Linked DNA regions of Homo sapiens: region 1 is linked to region 2. A link is a loop called in an ENCODE intact Hi-C map of the cell type or tissue named here. Cell type or tissue: Calu3. All regions are shown on one strand.

Region 1 (2,500 bases), 68 kb before region 2:
CTATTCCTTTCTGCTTGTTAGTTTTCCTTCTAACAGGTCTCTCTGCTATAGGTCTGCTGGAGTTTGCTGGAGGTCCACTGTAGACCCTGTTTGCCTGGGTATCACCAGCCGAGGCTGCAGAACAGTAAAGATTTCCGGCTGCTCCTTCCTCTGGAAGCTTTGTCCCAGAGGGGCACCCACCAGATGCCAGCCAGAGCTCTCCTGTATGAGATGTCTGTCAGCCCCTACTGGGAGATGTCTCTCCCAATCAGGATACATGGGGGTCAGGGACCCACCTGCAGAGGCAGTCTGACCCTTAGCAGAGCTCAAATGCTGTGCTGGGAGATATGCTGCTCTTTTCAGAGCTGCCAGGCAGGGATGTTTAAGTCTGCTGAAACTGTGCCCACAACTGCCCCTTCCTCCAGGTGCTCTGTCCCATGGAGGTGGGGATTTTATCTATAAATCCGTGACTGGGGCTGCTGCGTTTTTTTTCAGAGATGTCGTGCCCTGACAAGAAGGAATTTAGAGAGGCAGTCTGGCCTCAGCACCTTGCTGAGCTGAGGAGGACTCCGCCCAGTTTGAACTTCCCGGGTACTCTGTTTACATTGTGAGGGTAAAACTGCCTACTTAAGCCTCAGCAATGGCGGACGCTTCTCCCCCCACCAAGCTCTAGCGTTCCAGGTCAAGCTCAGACTGCTGTGTTTGTAGTGAGAATTTCAAGCCAGTCGATCTTAGCTTGCTGGGCTCTGTGGGGGTGGTACCCACCAAGCCAGAACTACTTGGCTCCCTGGTTCCAGCCCCCTCTCCAGGGGAGTGAACGGTTCTGTCTCACTGGCATTCCAGGCGCCACTGGGGTATGAAAAAAAAACTCCTGTGGCTAGCTGGGTGTCTGCACAAATGGCTGCTCAGTTTTGTGCTGGACACCCATGGCCCTGGTGGCATAGGCATCAGAGGGAATCTCCTGGTCTATGGGTTTCGAAGACCATGGGAAAATTGCAGTATCTGGGCCAGAGTGCACAGTACAGTCCCTAATGGCTTCCTTTGGCTGGGAGAGGGAATTCCCCGACGCCGTGAGGCTTCCCAGGTGAGGCGATGCCCCACCCTGCTTTGGCTCGCCCTCCTTGGGCTGCACCCACTGTCCAACCAGTCCCAGTGAGATGAACTGGGTACCTCAGTTGGAAATGCAGAAGTCACTGCCTTCTGCGTTGATCTCACTGGGAGCTGCAGACTGGAGCTGTTTTCTATTTGGCCATCTTGCCAGCCACTTTGTTCCTGGGGTTTTTATTGTTGTTGTTGTTGTCGTTGTTTTTTAGTTCTTGTAGGTGTGATGTTAGAGCATTTAACAAAGATCTTCCTAACTTCCTTGAGCACTATAAACTTTCCTCTTAACACTGCTTTTCCTGCATCCCATAGATTTTGGTATGTTATGTCTGTGTTTTCATTTTTTTTATTTCTGCCTTAATTTTGTTGTTTACACAAAAGTCATTCAGGAGCAGTTTCTTTAATTTCCATGTAATTGTGTAATTTTGGGAGATCTTCTTGGTATTGATTTCCATTTTTATTCCACTTTTTGCTGAGAATATGGTTGGTGTGATTTCTTTGTCTTTTTTTTTTTTGCATTTTCTGAGACTGGCTCTGTGACTGAGCATAATGATCAATCTTGGAGGATATTTCTTGTGCAGATGAGAAGAATGTGTATTCTGTGGTTAATGGGTGGAGGAGTCTGTAGATGTCTATTAGGTCCCATTGGTCCAGTGTCGAATTTAAGTTCAGAATTCTTTTGCTAGTTTTCTCCCTTTATGATCTAATGCTTTCAGTGGGGTGTTGAAGTCCCCCACTGATATTGTGTCGCTGTCTAAGTCTTTTCATAGGTCTAGAAGTACCTGTCTTACAAATCCCAGTGCTCCAATATTGGGGGCATATATATTTAGGGTAATTAAGTCTTCTTGTTGAATTGAACCCTTTATTATAATTTAATGCCCTTCTTTGTTTTTTTTCCTTGTTGTTGGTTTAAAGTCTTGTTTATCTAATATAAGAATAGCAAACCTTGCTCTTTTTTGTTTTCTATTTGCATGATAGATCTTCAACACTTTACTTTGAGTCTATGAGTGTCATTACATGTGAGATGGGTCTTTTGAAGACAGCAGACAGATGGGCCTTTTTATTTTTTAATCCAACTTAAAATGCCTTTTAAATATGGCAACAATTTACATTCAAGATTGATATTGATGTGTGAGGTTCTGATCCTATTGTGAAGTTTTTGGGTGGTTACTTTGTAGTTTCTTTCCTGTCGTTGCTTTGTAGAGTCTGGGCTATGCATAATACCTAAGTCTGTTTTTGTGGTAACAGGTATTATTCTTTCATTTCCACATTTAGAACTCTCTTGAGAGTACTTGTAAGGTTGGTCTAGTGCTAGCGAATTCCCTTAATGACTGCTTGTCTAAAAATGATTTTATTTTTCCTTTGCTTATTAAGCTAGGTTTGGCAGGATATGACATTCTTGGTTGGAATTTCTTTTCTT
Region 2 (2,500 bases):
GCAGTTTCTTCACCTAACAAAGTGCTGTGTAATGGTGATCTTGCCTTAGCAGCACATAGACAGCTTCCTCTTTTTTACCTAGCTTCATGGTACTTCATTTTATAGGTGAATGTTTTTCAAATTTTAATATATATCAAAGTTACATAGAGGGCTTGTTAAAATACAGATTGCTGAGCTCTACCCTCAAGTGTGAGAATTTGCATTTCTGATAAATTCCCGGGAGATGCTGATGCTGTTAGTCTGAGGACCATACTTTGAGAACCACTGCTCTAGATATATTATAATATGTTTAGCCTGATGATAGACAACAGAGATTTCTCCAACCTTTTGCTACTACAAACTATGAAGGAATGAATATTCTTATTCATATAACCTTTCAAACTAGTATAGGAGTTTTTGTAGGATAAATTTCTAAAAGTGGATTTTCTGGTCCAAGTGTTACATATATTTGTAATCTTGATACAAATTTCCACTATAGTGTCAAATTGGTGGTGATTCCAATGTACACTTCTACCAACAATATATAAAAGTGCCTATTATACCATACCAAAAAAGCTTATTATAAAAACTATATCTGCCAGTCTAATAGATAAAAAATGGTTTTAATTTGCATTTACCTTTTCATGTAATGGAGAATTATTTGTATTTGTTTTTTGAAATTTACTTTCTGGAGTAAGTTTCCTAATTTTTCTAGAATTCCAGTTTCTTTATTTGTAAAATGAGAATATTGGTAATTTTTAGGAGTTAGGCAGTTCAAACTGCTGTGGCCTCAGGACTTTATTTTTGGTCCCAAGTAAGTGAATGAATTCTACTTCATCTCATTACACAATTTCATTTATTTGTCCATTTATTTACTCATTAATCATTCAGTATCTATAATATGCTAAGTACAGGACATAAAGAGATGTAAACCTTATTTTTGAGGCATTTACTGTCTACTAGAGGAGACCAACATGCAAATGGTTATGTTACAATAAAATGATGGCTGTTAGGATGGAGAAAAGAGACAGAAACAAGGGGATGCAGGTCAAAAGCAACACAGGTTTATTGGACGAAGAAACCTGTGGAGGGGGACACCAGCTATGTGGCTGGAGCTCGAGCTCCTTTTACAGACTGGGGCAGTTACAGGTCTAGCTGGGAGAGGTGGAATTGTTGCAAAATGGGATGGGCGGTGTGGTTAGCTGCTGATAAGGGAAGAATTTCCTATGGCCAGGCAGTTGGGCCTGAGACCTGCCCGACAATGTGTTTCCCACTGCTGGGAAATTTCCACTCTGGCCAGGGTGTACAAAACGGTGGGAGGTTGACAAAATGGCGCAGCTTGGGCTAACAATGGCTGTAACAAAGGTCCCTACAAAGCCCGGGGAAATGAAAACCTAATTGTCTCTGGGGGAATCAGGGAAAGCCTCATGCAAAAGATAGCTTTCAAGTGACACTTAATGATAAGGAGGCGTCTGCCAGGTGGACAAGTGGAGGAGGGTATCCAAGGCAGAAGAACAGCTTATGCAAAACCAAAGCAGCATGGGGAAATATGGGTATTCAGGGAACTAATGTAACATTGATTCTTGAACAGAAGGGATGGGAGAAGGGCAACTCTGGTTTTCTAGTTCCCATTTGGGGTGGGAAAATGGTCTCAATTCCTTCAAATTGGCTCGTTCCAAACCCCAGACTATAATATAAATGTTTCCCTCCTATTTCCAGTAACCAATTTTCTCTCTATTAGATCTCTCATCTAGTCCTCTTTTGACCATGGCATTTGTGGTTTGAACTCTTCTTTGTCTCAAATGAAGATTTATTTGAGGCCTTGCTGCATGAGCTTGCCAATTTAATGTTCCATCCTCTGCCACATAATTCTTAATGAGAGAGTCAGAGGTTAATAGAAAAATAACATAGAAAGGAATATATCTTATGCTATAATTTTAAGAGTGTATATTCTCAAGGACTATTTGTGCAAATGGGGAGATGCTCAGAACATATTATACAGAAAAGAGAGAGGATGCACAATGTCTAATGATAAAGCAAGAGTTGTGTTTGTTATTTTTCATATATAAATCAGTCTATCAATCATCTATCTTATTTATTTGGCTATAAAATTCTATATTTTTTAAAATTAATATATTCTGATATATTTCTACATTATTAAAACTCTTCATAGACAACACATTTAGGCTGCCTTGACTGTCATCCTTGCACCATTTGGTGGATGACCACAACTTGGTTCTTTATTCTTCTATTTTTAGACATTTGGGTTTGTGCATTTTATTCATATAAGCAGAGATAAAAGAAAGAAATTATTAACAAAGTTTGTCTTAGTCCATTTTCTGAGCTGCACACAGGTCTACTTGGGCCACAGCTGGGGTGGCTGAGGAGCACTGTGCTGAAATGCAGAGAGCAAGGTGGCCCTGGTCAGTAGAAGGTGCCCTCAGCCATATCCTGAAACCATTCTGCCCTTTTGGAGCTCTAGGCCCATTATGAGAGGAGCAGCCTTGAAGATCTCCACAAT

The links. Peaks named below come from ENCODE experiments on the same cell type or tissue, not always from the same donor. Only the 100,000 strongest peaks of a DNase experiment are listed, where the experiment ranks them.
Region 1: it touches region 2 in a loop (2.0-fold over the local background); 3 of 110 quality-filtered maps call a loop at or near these places.

The regions. Positions count from the first base shown.
Region 1 is chr3:20,253,900-20,256,399 of GRCh38, forward strand. No RefSeq gene overlaps it. Among named protein-coding and RNA genes, the nearest start is that of SGO1, 69 kb to the left of the region's middle. In Calu3, no CTCF peak of the experiment used is centred here; a DNase peak (open chromatin) is centred at 1,062.
Region 2 is chr3:20,322,325-20,324,824 of GRCh38, forward strand. No RefSeq gene overlaps it. Among named protein-coding and RNA genes, the nearest start is that of SGO1, 140 kb to the left of the region's middle. In Calu3, no CTCF peak of the experiment used is centred here; a DNase peak (open chromatin) is centred at 1,167.